Linked DNA regions of Homo sapiens: region 1 is linked to region 2. The links are chromatin loops, found by intact Hi-C in ENCODE. Cell type or tissue: prostate gland. All regions are shown on one strand. Each heading gives the region's core, and the rest is flanking DNA. Links, peaks and the distances in the headings are about the cores only. Region 1 overlaps CXADR (CXADR cell adhesion molecule). Region 2 has its middle 21 kb from the start of CXADR.

Region 1 (5,387 bases), core at 186-5,185, 63 kb before region 2:
CATGTGAACACTGGCGTATGCTTTCCTTTGTCTTAGTAACTGCTGGATCATATGGTGACTGTACATATTTTAACACTGTAAGAAATTGTCAAATTGTTTCCCAAAACTGGCTCAACATGATTTATCATATTCAGTGGGGTATCTTCAACTAAGGTTATCAACCATGACCTTACTCTTTCTTAGTAACTCCTTAACAAATTTAATTGTATTCCCCTTCATCTGCTCCTACTTACATTTTTAAAATAAGGGTCAACACATATTTAACTGCACTGTTGATTTTTCCAAACAAATCTGTTTATTTTTCAATCTGACCAGGTGCTCTGGAGACTACATCAATTGGACTTTTAAATAAGTTTTGCAAATTATTTCATTCTGGGAGTCTTCAATGAAATGAGCCTTGTTCTCTTCCAGTTCTTCAAACTACCAATAAATCCTTTATTAGAATAAATTACCAGCAAATAAATAACTGATGCAATGCTTTGTGCATCAAACATCTATGGGTAATATGGTATTCTAACTCTAACGCTCATCCTTTCTATATCCATTTTCTCCCATATAACCAGCAATCTAAACATATCTAATAACGGATAGTTATTTAAAATAGCTGCTAGGAAATTCAGGGCCTCACTACAACCCGTCCACAATAAAACAAGATTCTACCAACACAGGTTTCTGAATGACACTTTGGAGTGGCCCACCTGCTTTCCACTGGGAAGAGGAAGTACAAGTCTTTTACATGCCAACATCCAACCATTACACTACGAGGAAGATTAATTCTTAACCCATGGTACTCTGCTGGAACAGAAGAAAACCACAAAGAGAGCACGAATAAAGTCTTGTCTCCTAAATGTTTCTTTGGTCTGGACTTCCCACATACTGGCCGCTGTCCTCAGAACATCTGCTTCCATGATCACTAACACAAACAACAGTCCTTCTCAGATATGGGTATGTGACCATCAAGTTGTAGTTGGACATGGTATCCCACCAATTTAGTAATGCTCTGTTCCATACACGTATTCCTTCATCATCTTTTCCTGCTAGTGGCTGCACCAGTCTACTGGAAATAATCTCTAAATCCCTACATGAGACAGGGGATACTTTTATCATGATGTCATCCTTCCAAGAAATATAATTTCTTATTGGTTCAAAAATACCCTGACTCCAGGCAAAATCTATCAATAGATGCTAAAATCAATAGGCAAAAGTTAAATAAGAAATAACATATCTGCATAGTCTCGAAGTAGCTCCCCCAAGACATTTTTTAATTATAGAGGGAAAAATAATAACTCTAGAGTGGAGAAGCCCATCAGATAAAACTTAAACCAAGCGATCACGATTAACAATAAGACATGACATCATGTGCCCCCAGACGTGACTGGAGGAGATTAAGGAGATATAAATGCCATGTGGATTCTAGATGCAATCCTAGTACAAAAAGGACATTACCGGAAAACAGTAAAATTCAAACTGGGTCTGTAATTTAGTTAATAGTATTGTATCAGTGTTAATTTCCTGGTTTTGATAATTATAATATGATTTTGTAAGATGTTAACATTAGGGGAAATTAGATGATGGATCCACTCTCAGAAACTTCCTTGTATTTTTGCAACTTTTCCATAAAACTAAAAATTATTGTAAAATAAAAAGTAGTGAGGGGCCGTGCCCAGTATCAATGGTTTGCAAATCCCTTAGGACCTTTAAGGCCAGTGATGACTGAGCCACTACACTTGCTGCTGCCACTGTGGCATGGTGCAGTGGGAGTATACCATATATGTCCAGGAATTGTTAACTGTGCATGTTCTGCTCTTCAAAACAACTCTGTCTCTTTATACCAAAAGGTTTCAATAAACAGGCCCTTCCAGAGCTCCAGGGGAAGGTGCCCGTGATATATGGCCACAACAGTAACCTTCTATCAACTCTCTTTGTTATCATTTCCCACTTCTGCTTCTTTACTGAGCTGCATCCACAAGAGCTTCTGCTGTGTCTGAAAGAGCAAGGCAGGCACGGCAATGGAGCAAGCTACAGCAACATGCTGCCCCTCACATCCAGACGACTATCAATCATCTCTGTGGGTTAACGGCCACATAACACACAAGCTCAATGAATGCACTGCCATTACCCTGTGAATGCCATGATGGCAACTACTTCAGATTTCCCACAAAAGAACCAAAGCATTAGACAGAGCCACTATCAGTCAATCAAATGAGCTCCAGTGACCACCACTTAGTTGGGTCACTAGAGGGCACTTCATCTTATCTTTTGCCCCAGATAATCCAGGCAGAATTTCCAGGCAAAACTAACAGATAAGCTTCAATCCAATTAATTTTCACCTTCGAGAGAATATAATTCTGGTGGTTTCTCCCAGCAGCAGTCACGACTCATCTAAAAACATGGAAGAAAAAGCTACAAGGAATTCTCTGGCTCTGACACAACCTCGTCCAGATCAGAGTTCCAGTCGTCCCTACTTCTCTTCGGCAATCACTTCCCTGCTTTCTCCTCTCATCCCCAGTTTATCCCCTCTCCCCCTCCTTGGTTTGAACTGAAGGCTGACTTGGCTATAAAATTCTCCCCAGGAGTAACTCAGGGTGAACTGTGTCAATGCTTCCCACTTACCCATTCTTAGGACATGCTGGGGTTCAAAGTTTAATATAAAAAGGCCATTCCTACTGCCGGGCAGTCACGGCTCCTGCCATGAGTGAACTGAGCCACATCATGTGCCATCCCCTACCACCCAACTCAGGTTCCTTTTTGGGACATGTTCTGCTGTAATGTTCTCTTCAGTTGAGAACTGCAAATGTGACCCTGAACCTGGTCCCACAGGATCCAGACAATACACAAACACACAAACATGCTTGTCCACAACTCTTCTGGGAATATGTGCCAACCCCATTAATCCCAGTGTAACTGTCCCATCAAACAGGGGTTTCACAATAAATAATTCCGATAATCAAATATCTTCTGCTTCGCATATCATGAACCAGTTAATATTCCGTATACATCTTCCAACTTAATAGTTCCTAGAGAGCAGTGTTGGAAGAAAGTATAGTCAGGGTTATAATCTCAGGAATTCCTGGGTCTGTGATAAGAATTCAGACCAGGTAGCTGGGTGCGGTGGCTCACACCTGTAATCCCAGCACTTTGGGAGGCCAAGGCAGGCAGATCACGAGGTCTGGAGATTGAGACCATCCTGGCTAACATGGTGAAACCCCGTCTCTACCAAAAATAAAATCAGCCAGGTGTGGTGGCGGGCACCTGTAGTCCCAACTAATCAGGACGGCAAGACAAGAGTATTGCTTGAACCCAGGAGGCGGAGGTTGCCGTGAGCCGAGATCATGCCACTGCACTCCAGCCTGGGTGACAGAGCGAGACTTGGTCTCAAAAAGAAAAAAAAAAAAAAAAAAAGAATTCGGACCAGGTGTTAATCTTTCACTTGCTTATACATTTATAACAAAGAAAAGTTACTCCATGTTTACTCAATGAAGACACAGAAAATTCAAATTTCCAACATTACCATATTCCTTTTCCTGGTTCCTTTTTTAGATTGACTTACTTTCACACCACAAGAAACATTTTTAGTTAGTGCGATTCAGAATGATGCATTTCACCAGGACCTCTTCAGGTCCCCATTCAATGATGCTGCCAGCAGAGTCTATCTACCAAGACAATGCATGAATTTGCCATGAAGGTACACAAAAATCCCCACTCTTGTTCCTAGTCTCTAGGAGTAATAGTTAAGTGCTGGGTCTACTTGTAGGAGGAGTAGTTAAGTGTTGGGTGCCCAAGTCATCTTGAACATTGCTCTCCTAAAGAGTATTCTTGTAATCTCAGCACTCTGGGTGGCCGAGGTGGGTGGATCACCTGAGGTCAGGAGTTTGAGACCAGCCTGGCCAACATGGTGAAACACTGTTTCTACTAAACATACAAAAATTAGCCAGGCGTGGTGGTGCATGCCTGTAATCCCAGCTACTTGGGAGGCTGAGGCAAGAGAATCACTTGAACCTGGGAAGCAGAGGCTGTAGTGAGCAGAGATTGTGCCACTGCACTCTAGCCTGGGTAACAGAGTGTGACTCCATCTCAAATAAAATAATATTAAATTAAATTAAAATTAAAATAAAGAGTATTCTTTAGAATATTCTACCCCACCCCTAATCAGTTCTCTAAACAGAAGGAATGAGGTAAATGTTGATGTGGGAGGCCTGCCCTGATCAGTTATTTCCAGTCATGCTAGACAATTCTAGCATCAGCTTTTCCTATGAAAGTCAATCCCCAAGTGTCCCCTAAAACATGAGGACAGGGGAATTTACTGTCATTAAGCAGAGAGCTAGACAGCTATGTTTTTCTACATGGTAGCCAATGTACATTTTGTGTAAAGCTTACCACAGTATGGTTTTAGAAGTATATTTATGAACTATTATCTTTCAGTTTCTCAATTTGAAGGGATTAAGAGTGCTTGTAGACATTATCACAGAATCTAGAGAAGGATAATAAACTCTGTAGTCTTTGGCAGTTTACAAAGCAGTTTACACTACCTCCCTATTAACTATTACAGAGAGGGCTATAAGATATCAGTGAATGTCTCATCTCCTCACTTTAATGATGAAAAACAGTGATGCCAAGAAGCTTAAATACTATGTGATGCCTAATGGCCTTACTTGAATTCAATATTCCTTCTTCCATATTTCTTCATCTCCATTCTAAATGCTTAAATTATTCATCATAGAAACATGGTTCTACATAATTCTCAGGGCAAATTCTGAGGACAAGGCAAAAACCCTAGATCTCCTAACTCCTAGCTTAGGGTTCTTCCTCCATACCATAATACTCGTTCACTTATTTTCAAACTCTTATGAATTTCACAAAGAAGTTGATCACTTCTTACTTTTCCTATCCAAAACCAAAAGCTAGTTTTATATTTGATGCTATCCAACATAGAAGTACTTCAAGTGTTTAAAATTGTTATTCTAAAAAATTAAGCTTTATTTTATACAAGTGCTGCTACTACAGTACTATGACTAATCATTCTCTTACTCAGTAACCCGTTAACACAAATAAAAATAACTTACCAAGAACTACCAGATGAATCTTCTTATTTGCAACACCAGGAGCTTTTTTCACTTTGCACTGATATGTGCCAATATCTGACAGTTGTAAATTCGTTACATTTATTGATGCATCACCAGATTTGAGATCATTACTCGTAAAATGTACTCGGCCTTTCAGATCTGGATAGTAGTCATCATAAATTTTGTCTCCAGAATATAAAATAATCTAAAAGAAAGCCAAAATTAGACAGGAGGAAAAACAAACACACACAAAAAAAACTGTCTCTTAAAGGAGCCCTGGATACACCTGCTGCTACAGAACGCCCCCTCCCAGAAAAGAAAAAG
Region 2 (5,387 bases), core at 314-5,313:
TTTGCCCTGTTTCCTAGGCTGGTCTCAAACTCCTGGGCCCAAGTGATCTGCCCACCTCAGCCCCACAAAGTGCTAGGATTACAGCCATGAGCCACTGCACCCAGCCTATAAATGCATATGTGTACATGACTTTGTATTCAATTTACTGGGATTTCCACCTGAAGTGGCAAAGAGTCTGTGTCTTTGAGGATTTATGCTGATCTATGGAAAAATTGTACTTTGTCTTAGCATATTAGAAGTTGATATGGTTTGGATGTCTGTCTCCTCCAAATCTCATGTTCATGTTGAGATGTAATCGCCCGTGTTGAAGGTGGGGCCTAGTGGGAGGTGATTGGATCGTTGGGGAAGATCCCTCATGAATGGATTAATGCCCTTCCCTTGGTAATAAGTGAGTTCTCACTCAGTTCAAGCGAGAGCTGGTTGTTTAAAGGAGCCTGGTTCCTCCTCTCTCTCTTTCTCCCTCTCTCACCATGTGATGTGCCACCTCTGCCTTCACCTTTGGCCATAACTGTAAGCTTCCTGGGACCCTCACCTGAAATAGATGCTGGCATCATGCTTCCTGAATAGCCTGCAGAGCCATAAGCCAGAATAAACCAGCTTTCTTTATAAATTACCCAGCCTCAGGTATTTCTTTATAGCAATGCAAAAACAGGCTAATACAGAAGGTGAGTACAGGGTGTTTGGGGCCAGCCAGGAATTATCAACCCTGGACAGAAGGTATCATGAGATCCAAATGATAGACTCCATGTTTACATTGAAACACTGTTTTTGATGGAAGAATGGATGACGTTTTTAGCAGGCCTCAGAGGTGTGAAGGAGAGAGACCCAGGTGTTCACGTGGCAGGTGGTAGAAAACTAAAATATCACTGGAAAAGTTTTATGCCGGAGAAAGCCCTAGAGACTGAAGAATAGTATCTTTCATCATTGTGTAAATTGTGAACCCTGCTCTGATACTGGTAAGGCCATCTAAAATTTCTGTGGGAATAGCACAACTTCTATGTTATTTTAGTTTATTTCTTTTTTGAGTAGGTGATGCAATTATGTGGCTCCAACTTCAGTAGAGGATTTAAAAGTAAACAATTGTAGCCGAGCACAGTGGCTGACGTCTGTAATCCCAGCACTTTGGGAGGCCAAGGCAGGTGGATCACTTGAGGTCAGGAGTTCCAGACCAGTCAGGGAAACATGGCAAAACCCTGTCTCTACTTTAAAAAAAAAAAAAAAAGGAAAAAATCTTTTCTTATGCCTGACTGTCAGTCACCTAGACTTTCTCTAGAAGCAATAACAGTTATCAGTTTGTAGCATAGTAGTATGGATGGCCATGGGAGGAAGATTCCCAGTACCTAGTAAAATGAACCATTATTGGGAAACAATACCTGCAAGTGCTATGATGTCATCATGACCTTGGAACAAAGGCAGCATCATAAAACCAGTAAATACAGTCCACTGTACCTGCCCAGGTAAAGCAGGAGGCTTTTTGGTTTACTGGTAAGATTTCTGGGCTGGCGTACGCCTTGCCTGTTGCAGCATGCAGATGTTCTCTGTGTGGTGGCTTGGGAATCACTGGACATTGTTTGTGGCTTGGCTGTATCTTAACACCTAATGACCCACTGGTGGGGATTATGGTACTAGGTCCCTGGGTTCTGGTATACCCTCATGGGCTAGACAGGCAGGAGTCTGGTTCAACTGCATAGATAAAACCTTTTTTAAATCAGGTGCTGGTTAAGGGAGATATCATAAAACAACCTTTGAAGATACAAGAATTCTGTGTTTTTGTTTCTCAAGAGGACCTGCTAATCCTGTCAGAGACCAATTAGTGGTTAGTAAGTGAAGGAGAATTTCTCACTCTCTTGAAGGAGAATTCCTCACTCCCTTAAAGGAAAATAAGTGGTGGCAAAGTGTTTGGCCTACGTTGTTCCCATGTGGTGCCTGCGTCACCAGAGGTGAGCAGTGGGAGATCGGAGCTATGGCTTATGTACTAGAAGTTCTAATTTGAGGGTTCGAGGCATCTAGGTATTTCAGAAAATTAAGCTAGAAAATACTTGAATTTTTTTCTATTTCTTGACTGATTAAATTACAGTAAAAAACAAAAACAAAACAAAACAAAAAAAAACACCCACACAAGAATCAGGAGGAATAACTATCCATGATTCAGCTTCTTGTAACGGTCCGTGATTCAGCTTCTTGATAATCTGCCAGTGCTTGTGGTTCCTGGTAAGTCTGTTTTAACCACAGCCTGACTTCCCCTAAGTACCACCACCAAGTCCCTAAGGCCGACCTGATGGCCGAGGAGTTTTAGCCTTTGGTTAGGAACATGAGCGTGTGTGCTTGTGTGTGTGTACCAAGTTTGATAGTTCTGAGTTATTTAGAAAGAAATGTACACACCGGAATAGAAAGAGAGATTATCAACAAATGTTAGTTCTGGTCTTTCTAGAAACTGATGTCAAGACAGGATTTGAAGTGTGAGAAATTTCTTGGAGAAAACACTTGTGAAGGAAAATTGAGCAGAAAAAAGGAGGGTTGAGAGAGCTTCAGATGCAATGCTGATCTCATCCCTGGGATGGAGAGAGGGCAGGAAGGAAGAATGAGTAGGATGTCTTAGACTGCAGTGCAGTTCTAAGAAAGTTTTGTCCAGGTTGATGCGGAATCCTCAAGCCAGAATCACCAGGTGAAAAATGGGTCTGCCTTTGTTTCCCTGCCACACTTGGTCCCTGGCCAGGAGCAGCCCATTGGAAGCTTAACCTCAGTACCCACGCATAGGGGATACACAGCACAACACATGGGGTTGTCCCACGGGATCTGCGCAAACAGGGCTGCTTTTACAATTTTGCATATCTGCAATAAATTTTTGTAGGAGTTTGGAGTATTTTAGGATGGTAGAGGCGGTGAAATGAAATTGCAGTAACAATAGCCATAATAATCTGCATTTATACATGCACCAAGCCTTTCCTAAGAACTACACATGTATGAAATCATGTAATGCTTACAGTAGCATTGGGAATTGATCCTTTACGCAGGGTTTTCTCAATTTCAAATGACAGAAATTCAGCTAAAATTAACTTAAGTAAAAATAAAATGTATAGAAATTATCTGCTCATGTAATAACCAGAATGTCTCAGAGCTGGGATTAGAGGGAGGCCAAGTAAGGTAAACTCATGTAAGTGCAGACTAAGATCCTGTTTTCATTTAAAAATTAGCCAGGCATGGTGGCTCATGCCTGTAATCCCAGCACTTTGGGAGGCTGAGGTGGACGGATCACAAGGTCAGGAGTTCGAGACCATCCTGGCCAACATAGTGAAACCCCATCAGTACTAAAAATATAAAAAATTAGCCCGACGTGGTGGTGGGCACCTGTAATCTCAGCTACTCAGGAGTCTGAGGCAGGAGAATTGCTTGAACCCAGGAGGTGGAGGTTGCAGTGAGCCAATATCGCACATGACACTCCAGCCTAGGCCACAATGCGAGACTCCATCTCAAAAAAAAAAAAAAAAAATTAGTATTTGACCCAGCAATCCCATTACTGGGTATATACCCAAAGGAATACAAATCATTCAATTATAAAGATACATGCATGCATATATTCATTGCAGCACTATTCACAATAGCAAAGACTTGGAACCAACCCAAATGTCCATCAATGATAGATTGGATAAAGAAAATGTGGTACATATGCATCATGGAATACTATGCAGCCATAAAAAGGAACGAGATCATGTCCTTTGCAGGGATGTGGGTGAAGCTGGAAGCCTCCTCCTCAGCAAATTAACACAGGAACAGAAAACCAAACACTGCATGTTCTCACTTGTGAGTGGGAGCTGAACAATGAGAACACATGGATACAGGGAGGGGAACTACACACACTGGGGCGTGTCAAGGGAGGGTGAGTTTTGGGGGAGAACATTAGGGAAAAGAGCTAATGCATCCTGGGCTTAATACCTAGGTGGTGGGTTGTTAGGTGCAGCAAACCACCGTGGAACACATTTACCTATGTAACAAACCTGCACATGTACCCCGGAACTTAATAATAATAATATATATTTTTTAATTAGTACTTTTGGGCCAGGCGTGGTGGTTCATGCCTGTAATCTCAGCACTTTGGGAGGCCGAGGCAGTCAGATCACCTGAGCTCAGGAGTTCGAGACCAGCCTGGTCAACAGGGCAAAACCCCATCTCTACTAAAAATACAAAAAAATTAGCCAGGCATGGTGGTGCATGCCTGTAATCCAGCTACTCTGGATTCTGAGGCAGGAGAATTACTGGAACCCAGGAGGCAGAGGTTACAGTGAGCCGAGATTGCGCCACTGCACTCCAGCCTGGGTGACAGAGAGGCAAGACTCTGTCTAAAAAAAAATAAATAAATGAAATAAATAAACAAATAATGGTGTTTTTTTCCTTGTGGATTTTTTGGGCATTAATTTTGATTCTTAAAAGTATTATTGGAAATATTTTCTATGTTCATGTTCTGACAAATAGGAGGGAATAATATATTTTATTGAAATAAAGAATTAAAATATTTTTATTATAAAAAAGAAAATACTGTATTTTCTTTTATTACTGAGGTTTCTTTGCATCCCTTTAAAATTTGCCCCTCAAATTAATGCCTCGCTTACTTCACCCTAGTCCTGGCCCTGCTTCAGGCCTAGCTGAATCCAGAAGTTCAAATGATCACATCATGACTCAGTTCCTTTGGCTCTGCTTGTATTTGGTTTGGCTCTATGTTAGGCAGGTGCTTTCTACATGTGGCTTTTAATACTCACAGTCTTAGATGTAGAGAGGCTGTTTCTCTTCTAAGTGCACCGCTTACTGATCTTTGAAAAAATATTCTGCTTGAATCCATCTGAAACATATGATACTCTGGAAGAATTTTTGAACGATAGGGTACCCTCCAATCCAGGAAGATGTGGAGTTTCTGGATTAATCTTCTTTCCTTTCTTTTTGGAAACTCAATTTTTTTTTAAAAAATCATGTTTATAGTTTTTAAAATTCTCATTAGAAGGTAGAAATAGTTTTATCAATGACTAAGTTTTCATATTGACTAGGCAAAAAATACAAAATGTCCTTCATTGAGGCAGCTTTTTATGAAATGTTAATATTTTTCTCTTTGTGAAATAATACATCAAGAACATCTGTTAAATGGGAAAAAAGTAAGTTACAAAACTTTATCATATAACACAATTTCTGTGAAATATGTTTGTGTGTGTGTATGTTAAAATGCATATGATTTTTTCTGAAAGATAGAAAAAAACTGATAACAGTGATTGCTTCTGAGGAAGAGAGTTGTTGGCTGGGAGATGAGGAAACAAAAATTAAATTTTCACTATATATCCTTTTCTATCTTTTGAATTTGTATATGCATGCATTGCCTATTTAAAAAATAAATAACTTTTTAT

Evidence for each region. Peaks named below come from ENCODE experiments on the same cell type or tissue, not always from the same donor. Only the 100,000 strongest peaks of a DNase experiment are listed, where the experiment ranks them.
Region 1: it touches region 2 in a loop (3-fold over the local background); 2 of 110 quality-filtered maps call a loop at or near these places.

The regions. Positions count from the first base shown.
Region 1 is chr21:17,551,630-17,557,016 of GRCh38, reverse strand. It overlaps CXADR (CXADR cell adhesion molecule), which reads right to left. Exons shown (of 7, transcript NM_001338.5): 3 at 5,064-5,268. Among named protein-coding and RNA genes, the nearest start is that of CXADR, 41 kb to the right of the region's middle. In prostate gland, for the core only: a CTCF peak has its summit at 2,198 (motif pointing right); no DNase peak of the experiment used is centred there.
Region 2 is chr21:17,489,063-17,494,449 of GRCh38, reverse strand. No RefSeq gene overlaps it. Among named protein-coding and RNA genes, the nearest start is that of CXADR, 21 kb to the left of the region's middle. In prostate gland, for the core only: no CTCF peak of the experiment used is centred there; DNase peaks (open chromatin) are centred at 1,499 and 2,209.